2 separate regions of the Homo sapiens genome follow, and region 2 is linked to region 1. A link is a loop called in an ENCODE intact Hi-C map of the cell type or tissue named here. Cell type or tissue: CD14-positive monocyte. All regions are shown on one strand.

Region 1 (5,000 bases):
GCAACCTCCGCCTCCCGGGTTCGAGCAATTCTCCTGCCTCAGCCTCCCAAGTAGCTGGAGTTACACGTGCCCACCACCATGCCTGGCTAAATTTTTGTACTTTTAGTAGAGACAGGGTTTTGCCATGTTGGCCAGGCTGGTCTCTAACTCCTGACTTCAGGTGATCCACCCCTCTTGGCTCCCCAGAGTGCCAGGATTACAGGCATGAGCCATAGAGCCCAACCACTTTCATCGCTTTTATTCAACATTGTACTAGAAGTCCCAGCCAGAGAAATTAGACAAGACAAAGAAACAAAAGGCATCCAGATTGGCAGGGAAGAAGACAAATTATCCTTTTCCAGAAAAAGCTAAATATTTCACCAAAAATACTATTAGGACTGATAAACAAATTTGGTAAAGTTGCAGGATACAAAATGAACTTACAAAAATCAGCATTTCTTGAAAATGGCTTTTATCCAAAAGACAGGCAATAACAAATGTTGGTAAGACATGTAGAAAAGGAAACTCTTGTACACTGTTGGTGCAAATGTAAACTAGTACAACCACTATGGAAAACAGTTTGGAGGTTCCGCAAAAAACTAAAAATAGAGTGGGATAACCCAGTAATCCCGCTGCTGGGTAGGCACCCAAAAGAAAGGGAATCAGTATATCAAAGGGATAGCTGCACTCCCATGTTTGTTGCAGCACTATTTGCAATAGCCAAGATTTGAATGCAACCTGACTGCCCATCAACAGATGAATGCATGAGGCAAATATGGTATATATACACAATGGAGTGCTATTCAGCCATAAAGAATAATGAGATTCTGTCATTTGTCACTACATGGATGTAACTGGAGGTATTATGTAAAGTGAAAGACAACCTTCACATGTTCTCACTTATTTTGTGGGAGCTTAAAATTAAAACAATTGAACTCATGGATATAGAAATAGAAGGATGGTTACCAGAGGCTAGGAAGGGTAATGGGGGACTGGGGGACAAGTAGGAATGGTTAATGGGTACAAAAAGTAGTTAGAAAGAATGAAGAAGTCCTAGTATTTGATAGCACAAAGGGGTGAATATAGTCAATAATAATTTAATTGTACATTTTAGAATAACTAAAATAGTATAATTGGATTCTTTGTAACACAAAGGATACATGCTTGAGGGGATGGATATCTCATTTACCAGGATGTGATTATTATGCATTGCATACCTGTATTAAAGTAGCTCATGTACTCTATAAATAGATACACCTACTATGTACCCCCCAAAATTTAAAAAATTTTAAAAATCAGTAGCATTTCCATATGCCAACAGCAAACAATCTGAAGAAGAAACCAAGAAAGTAATACCATTAACAAGAGACACAAATAAGATAAAATAAAATACCTAAAAATAAATTTAACCATAAGTGAATGATATCTACAATAAAACTATGAAACATTGATGAAAGAAATTGAATTGGATGATATTATGTATTTAGTACAATGCCTGAATAAAATAAGCACTTGGCACGTGTTAGCCATTCCCACAATGGAGAAAATGAATGCAACCCCAACTATGGAAATTGAGTGGAAATTTCCTGGGAAAGATCTGCTTTTCTTCCTTTAATTCTCAGGTCATTGATAAACGTTGTTATTGTAATTTCACCTCTTACTGTGAACATGAGCATGTAAATGGAGAGAGTGCCCCTTCCAAATGACTAACACCTATTAGCTCATGGGAAAGTTGACCTCTCAAACATGAATTAAATGGCCACGCAGTGTATGACCCAGTCTCTTTGGAGTGTGGTTGGTGTGGCTAACTGTTTGCAGTCTGATAATCACTGTGTATAGTGAAAAAAAGTAAATACACAGCTAACTAAATAAATAAATTCCCTGATTTTGCAAAGCTGAAAACTAGCCCTATAGGTAACAACCTGCTTTAAACAGCCAGTTTCCCCCACTGCTGGACCTGTCTGCAGCTGACATTTTCATTTAGATCGAGAATTTCTCAATCACTTTCTGTCATTTCCTATTTACTTTTGGTGGCTTTGTGTGTGAATTACTTTTTCTTCCCCCTTTTGAAGAGAAGGGGTTAGCAGACTTATTGTACACAAGGAAAAAAAGGAAGTCACTACTGACCATAGTGGGATATTCATATACATATTCTGCTTAGGTATGTTTGAGTTCAAAGGAGGAAACCTGAGAGATAAAACAGTTTAGGCTTGTATGTACAGCAAGCTTGCCCCCAATTCTCAAATTGTGCCCCTAACACAATATTGTCCGAAGCGTCCTGGTGAAGCTTGCTCATATGTATTTTACTTTCAGGAAGTGATTGAGAAAAGTTTACAATTGTGGAAATGTGGATGTCTGAAATATTAAGCTAGATGCTCATAGTCTAGTCTTGAGTGCAAAGTCCACTATATATGTGGAAAACCAGTGAGGTGAGAGGATACTTCAGGAAAGCTAGATAATAATGGTGAACTTTAATATAATGCTATGGGATTAGAAGCCAGAGGCCATTGTCCAACCAACTCATACAATGGTAATAAGGATGAACAACTTCTGTTCTAGCTCATTGTCCCTTGAACCAATCTTGAGCCAGGTGAAAGTTCCAACGGGTTAAAGAAATCCAAGGACCCTATTCATTAAAAACACAGAAATTAAGCAAGAAAACTTCTAAGTTCCTGGTATTTGAGGATGTAGCAAAGAATAAGATGAGATTTATGCACAAGAAGAATGTATCTTCTGGCGGGGCGCGTTGGCTCACGCCTGTAGTCCCAGCACTTTGGGAGGCCGAGGCGGGCGGATCACGAGGTCAGGAAATCGAGACTATCCTGGCTAACATGGTGAAACCCCGTCTCTACTAAAAATACAAAAAGTTAGCTGGGCGTGGCGGCGGGCGCCTGTAGTCCCAGCTACTCGGGAGACTGAGGCAGGAGAATGGCGTGAACCCGGGAGGCGAAGCTTGCCCGGGAGGCGGAGCTTGCAGTGAGCCGAGATCGCGCCACTGCACTCCAACCTGGGAGACAGCGAGACTCCATCTCAAAAAAAAAAAAAAAAAATAAAAGAATGTATCTTACATACATGATCTAATATATCAACACTTTCAGGAGGGAAATCTAGAGGGATAGAAAAGATCTTTTAAAAGGAGCCTGGTAAAGCTTTCTTAAAAGTTGTCCTGAACATCAGGAAGACCCAGACAGCTCTATCATTAGTTCAAAGTCAATTTTTGTTGAGGTGATAAGCATCCCATGGAATTAGAACTTTTAATTTTTTAGTGAGTAATTTTAACTCAATTGTAAGAAGATAGACGGAGTTGTCTCCCAGGCCCTTGAAGAGACGAAAAAGTTCAAAGTGGGGAAGTGAAAAGATCTGAGGAAAATTCAGAAAATGAAATCGTGTGCTGAATATTTAAGGGGCTCATGAGCAGAAGGTCCTCAGAGAAGCTGGGGCAAAGCTCCCAATATTCCATCTTAACCAGAAGAGCTTCTTTTGGAACTTACCAATGGTCTCCTTGCTGGTGGCATTGGTGATGATCTCCTGACACATCTATTCCCTTTTCTGCGACCTGCCTCTAAGACTTCGCTTGGGAAAGTTCTGGGCCAAGTGGGGACAATCTTCCTTCTTTCCTGTCTGGAAAGCTCAGGTGATTTCTGCCCTCCATAAGATGCACCAGCAGATCTTCAGCCTCTTTTACACAAGGGCTTGTCTGATGCTTGGAATAGGGCCTTCCTGGACAAACTCCAGACTGGATTTCATCAGCAGCTGGAAGACCTGGAGACCTGCTTGGTATAGAGGATGGGAAGCAAGAGTCTGCCCTGGAAATTGAGGGCCCTACACTGGCCATAAAGAGGTACTTCCAGGGAGTACATTTCTTCTTGAAAGAGAGGAAATTCAGGAACTGTACCTGGGAGGTTGTCTGAGTGTAAATAAAATATATTAAGAAAATTCAGGAAACCCAATTCTCAATGACTAATGTCCTAGCTCACACTCTGTTCAGTCATTTCTATAACTGTTCTTTTTGCCTTCAGTGGTAAAATAACTTGAACCATTTTTGGCATATTCTTATCAGTAATGTTAAATGTGTCTGTATATAACTAATTTTAGAATTGGAAGAAATGCCACTGGTATCTTGTGGTTGAAACTCAGGTTATAAAATATGTATTTTTATTAACTTGTCTATTTATTTTTGATGGTATTTGTATTTATATGCTGTATTGTTTATATAAGCATATATTTACATTTTCCTCGTTAATAGAAATACTACTTTAAAAAACTCATTAAGTTTATTGTAAGACTTTTCTCCTCTTTTTAAAGAGAACTTTTTCTCAAATCTGAATTCTGCACGCAAAATATAAAAATTTTTGTTACAGTCATGCTTTGGCCTTGGTGACAGATCTTGAGTATGAGATGCATAATCCTTGCCCTTATGGAATTCACATTACAGCAAAGGACACAGCCATTGAAGAAGTTATAATCTAGTATGGAATTTACATTTGGCATCTGGGCTACACAGGAGAAGTAAAAGAGGCTATGGCAGTGAATGTCACGGACAGCTCATTTAGGTTGCCTTCTACCTTCCCCAGGGAAGTAATATGAAGTCAGAGACTTGAAGGATAAGTAGGAGTTTGTTAAGTATCTTGTGGAGGGCAAAATTTCCTAGGGCAAAACAAAAACAAAAACTGCATAGAGAGTGGCCCCGTAGCTGGAAAGGGCCAGGAAAATTGAAAGAAGTGAAAAAGACTGGAGTGGGTAGACTGGACTGGTAAATGGTGAAGTGTCATGTAATGATGCTGGGGAAATGGAAAAGGGCCCAGTGACAGCTTTATGTTAAAGATGCTGGACTTGAGAGGCAAGGAAAATTACTTTGGCATGTAAAGCTGAAGAGTGCTTTACCAGAGCACTAACAAAGATATTTGTTAGACCAAAAGTTCTCAAAATGTGGTCCATATGACCATAAGGGTCCCCAAGACATTTTAAGAGGCTCCACGAGGTCAAAACTATTTTTGTAATAAATCGACATTACTTGTCTC
Region 2 (5,000 bases), 220 kb before region 1:
ATTCCTGATTAGGTTGAGGTAATCAGTCCTTCACCCAGTCTGCCTAACAGAGGAGAGAGGAAAACTACTCTTTGATTGACAATAACACCATTTAGTACTTCTGTGGTTCTTTCATATACTGCACTAGACACAGGACAAAGGAAGAAGCTGGAAATGAAGGGAATGATTCCTGGAGATAAAGAAGTCACTCTCTTTGGAAAATATCAATTCTAACTGGCCTACATGAAATAACATACTTTCAAAATATATGACAAAAATGAGTAGAACTAAAAGAGGAAATAGACAAACCCACAATAATAATGGAAACTTTAAAATATCTTTTTCAGTAGCTGGCAGAGCAAGGAGACAAGAAAATCTATAAGATCACAAAATATCTGAACAATCTATGAACAAACTACTGTATAGACATGTAGAACATTGTACCTTATAGTGATAGAATTTATATATCTTTTAACTGTACATGGAAAATTTACCAAAATGACCATACGCTGGACCACAAACTTCAATAAATTTCAAGATATTGAAGTCACTTAGAGTTTGTCCTCTGATGACAATGGGATTAAGCTAGAAATAAATAACAAAAATGATTACCATGATATCTCCAGTTGGCTGAAAATTGAACAGTATACTTATAAGTAATGGATGGATCAGAGAAAAGAATCAAAATGGAAATGAGAAGATAGTTTGAAGTGAATGATAATGAAGATAAGCCATATAACAACCTGTAGGTTGCAGCTAAAATAGTATTTTTAAACACTGTTTCCCCTCTAGGGAAATTCACACTTTCAATGTATATTTTAGAAAAGAAAGGAAAATAATCAGTATTTAAACTTCCAACTCAAGAAGCTTGGAAAAGAACAGCAAATCAAACTTAAAGGATCAGGGAAGAAATAATAAAGATAATAAAACTCAGTGCAATAAAAAACATAAATAAGCTGGAGGTTCAGCTGAGAGCTTAACTGACCGTTGTGGAAAGGGCAGGGAGAAGAGGGAGAGTGAGTGTATGTGAATACAGGAATGAGGGAAAGCTTGTCCACTTTTGAGTATAAACTAAAGGGACCCATGTTATCATGTGTTCATGAAGATTAATATGTGCAAGTATTTCTCTTTAATTGAAATTTTTAAAAAACTTAATAGAATCTCTAGAACTAAACAGTTCACAAAGTCAAGACTTGCAAATTTGTTCATTTATTTATACTTATACTTATTTACTCATAAGTAAATTGTAAATAATATTTTACATGTGATCTTAACTAAAAAGCTATGAGTCAATAAGTAATATACTATATTATATTACGTTTATATTTTGAGACAGAGTTTCTCTTGGTTGCCCAGGCTGGAGTACAGTGGCACAATCTCAGTTCACTGCAACCTCCACTGCTAGTTCAAGTGGTTCTCCTGCTTCAGCCTCCCGAGTAGCTGGGATTTCAGGTGTTCGCCACCATGCCTGGCTAATTTTTGCGTTTTTAGTAGAGATGGGGTTTCACCATGTTGACCTGGCTGGTCTCAAACTCCTGACCTCAAGTGATCTGCCTACCTTGGCCTCCCAAAGTGCTGGGATTACAGGTGTGAGCCACCGTGCCTGTCCCAATAGTATTTTAAATATTAGCTTTTTAAATCTCTTGTGTTTTTTTATTCCTTATATATAAATGGTCAAAAATCATAATTTGCTTAACAAGTTAGCTTTTAGTTATAAATATCTCTATCCAGATTGATTATCAGTTACTGAGAATCTAATTAGTAAAGTTTTTCCATAAGAAATGTCTTTGTAAGCTGGGCGCGGTGGCTCACACCTGTAATCCCAGCGCTTTGGGAGGATGAGGCAGGCGGATCATGAGGTCAGCAGTTAGAGACCAGCCTGGCCAATATGGTGAAACCCTGTCTCCACTAAACTTAAAAAATTAGCCGGGCATGGTGGCACACGCTTGTAGTCCCAGCTACTCAGGAGGCTGAGGCAGAAGAATCCCTTGAACCCAGGCGGCGGAGGTTGCAGTGAGCTGAGATTGCACCACTGCACTCCAGCCTGGGCAACAGAGTGAGATTCTGTCTTAAAAAAATAAAAATAAAAATAAAATAAAGTCTATATAATTTTTTTTAAAGGTGGTATGTTATTTTGCTATGATGTTTCCATGTATCAGAGTAAAGATGGAAAACCATTGAACAGACTGATGGCCAGCAGAGGGCGAAGTTTCAAGCAGACTTCACTTGCTCTTGTACATGAGGTAGGTTCCCGTGTCCTCTTCTTTATGTTTTAGTGTTTTCTCCCTTCATGATATGTTTAAGAAGTTGTTTGTTTAGAAATAATTTTTTTGATCATAATTAATGTAAGTTGCTTTTAAAGGCCACCAAAATAGTTGACCCAACTGAATACTCAAATATTTCAATGTATTTCTGAAAGAAACTGCCATGTTTTCCCCCACTGCCCAGCGTATTTATTAGGGAGTAATGTCTAGGAATTTGCTTTACTTCATCAATGCTTAACTGTCATTATTCAGAATAAATATCAATTTATTGTTTAAAGAAATGCTACTGCCTATATCTTAATTCTAATCCTTTGCAATTATGTAGGGGACCAGTGTTTGTATTTTGTGAGTGTTTGGAATTAAAAGTAAATAAAAGCATTTTAGAAAAATAACCCTTGGTTTTAATGTTTATTTTACTTTTCCTTTCAGCTACCTTTTAAAAATAAAGTTCTGTGATTCTATTAGATGATTTATATGAAATCTGATTATTGCAGATTATGGCAAAACCAGGGGAAGAGGGAAGCTGGAAAGTCCTTGGGAAATGTATTTTTATTGTTTTTAAATATTTTATCACACTTACTCATATGATGTATACAAATTAAAATGTATGAATGAATAACAAAACAAAATGTCACAGCAAAGAGATTTATATAGTTCAGACATAGTAGGTTATATATCAGTTATAAGTAAAAATATATGAATTGTAAAGATTTAATGAACTTGATGTAAAAATAATTAGCATTTCTAAAATATCTTTCTATAACATCTTATTTTGATGCCTAATTTATACATTTGGTTGTAATTAATTTGATTCACTTTTATTCTGTATCACACCAATTGCCACCAGTTTCATAGCACAGCAAAATTCAGAGGGTTTTTCAAGACCCATCTTTGTCCTTTGCCATCCATTTTCCTTTCATATATTTAGTTAGAATTAAAATTGTGTAAATACTTGTTTCAGAAGCTTTTTTTTTGCCTAATATAGTGTCTTCATTCAACTAAAAAGAGAAGAAGGATCTGGGAAGAGCAACGCTTTTCTAGGAGGAAGGTTTAATTTCAGACATAGGTGATTTCTATGTTTTTTTTGTCCCTGGCATCTCATTAGTTGGCATAGAGAAGGGAGAAACGTGGTACCTTTTTGTGTTTTAAGCTGTGCACTTAGATATTTGAAGGAAAACTGAAGTCTAAAGTCTTACTGAAAAGCTGATTTATAATAAAAAGTCACCATCAGAACAGAAACAAGAAAAAGCATTAGTGCAGGGGATGGCAGAAGACATCTGATAACTTTTGGCAGTGGCATCAGAAGTTATGAGGTGTGTCCGAGATATAAGCACAGAAAATCTTTGGGTTAAGATACTTGTTGCTTGTGCTGTAGAGAGTCTAGAAAATTTCAAAGGGAAAAGAAAATAACATCATTGTTTTAGGGGTCAATTAGAAGGCGTATTGGACAGAATTCTGCCAAATGTATAGTAGGATTTTAGACTGGATTCCATATTCTGCTCAGTATATGTAGTTCATTTGCTTAAAACACAAAGGCTGGGGGACCCATGAAGTTTCTCAAACTATGTGACAAGAAATAATATGAACTTTCAGAGCTGGTTAATAAAAATAATTGCAATAATAACAGCTAATAATCGATTTAGATACTTTCAACACTGTGAGGTAGGTGCTGTTAATGTGTCAAGGTCACATAGCTAACAAGTAGAGGAGCCTGGAAATTGAACCCAGGCAGTGAGGCTCCATAGTCCTTGAACTGTCATCTTCTCTCCCAGGTTAATCAGAGAAGATTCTAGAAATACATTTGGATTTTTCCAAGATTACTCTAAGCTCTCTTAAATCATCTCCTTGCATCTTGTCTTTCTTTTGTTGCAATCAATTTGGGATTTTTCCAGATGAAATTTCTTCAAACCCTGCTTTTGATCCTCCCATTACTTTATCCTGAGTCTTTTTTATTTCCAAGTATTTCTTCTTTCTTTCCTTTTTCTTTCTCTTTTTTTTTTTGAGATGAAGTCTCACTCTGCTGTCCAGGCTGGAGTGCAATGGTGCAATCTCGGCTCACTGCAACCTCTGCCTCCTGGGTTCAAGGGATTCTCCTGCCTCAGCCTCCCGAGTAGCTGGGATTACAGGCATGCGCCACCACGCCCAGCTAATTTTTGTATTTTTAGTAGAGATGGAGTTTTACCATGTTGGCCAGGCTGATCTCGAACTCCTGACCTCAGGTGATCCACTTGCCTCGGCCTCCCAAAGTGCTGGGATTACAGGCATGAGCCACTGTGCCCAGCCATATTTCCAAGTATTTCTTGAGAATTGCAGTTTGTTTATTAATTCACCAGTTGATGGACCTTCGGGTTTTTTCTGTTTTCAATGATTAAGACTAAAGTTTCTATAAACATTCTCATACAGATCCCTGTGTGAACATTCATTTTTCTGTTTCTTTTCAGTAAACAAATACCTAGGAGTGAGAGTGCAACGTCATGTGGTAAATTCATATATAACTTTATAGGAAACTATCAAACTGTTTTCCTAGTGGCTGTCTTATTTTGAATGCCCATCTGCAAGGTATGAGAGTTTCAGTTGCTCTGCCTTCTTGTCAGTGCTTGATATAGTCAATTAAAAAAATTTAGCTATTCTTGTAGATGAGTAGTATTAGTTTCCCTTTGTGGTTTTAATTTGTGTTTCCTTAATAACTAATGATGTTGAAGCATCTTTTCATGTGTTTATTTTGTATGTATCTGTTTTCTTCCTGAAGTGTTTGCT

The links. Hi-C counts contacts between places; a loop is a spot of excess contacts. Peaks named below come from ENCODE experiments on the same cell type or tissue, not always from the same donor. Only the 100,000 strongest peaks of a DNase experiment are listed, where the experiment ranks them.
Region 2: a loop joins it to region 1, with 7 times the contacts of the local background. A loop is called at or near these places in 57 of 110 quality-filtered maps.

What each region holds. Positions count from the first base shown.
Region 1 is chr9:21,102,941-21,107,940 of GRCh38, forward strand. It overlaps the pseudogene IFNWP4. Among named protein-coding and RNA genes, the nearest start is that of IFNB1, 27 kb to the left of the region's middle. In CD14-positive monocyte, no CTCF peak of the experiment used is centred here; DNase peaks (open chromatin) are centred at 1,711 and 2,081; H3K4me3 peaks cover 1,180 bases; H3K27ac peaks cover 1,352 bases.
Region 2 is chr9:20,883,009-20,888,008 of GRCh38, forward strand. It overlaps FOCAD (focadhesin), which reads left to right. Exons shown (of 44, transcript NM_001375567.1): 21 at 2,101-2,222. Among named protein-coding and RNA genes, the nearest start is that of SNORA30B, 99 kb to the left of the region's middle. In CD14-positive monocyte, CTCF peaks have their summits at 2,172 (motif pointing right) and 2,377; a DNase peak (open chromatin) is centred at 2,193.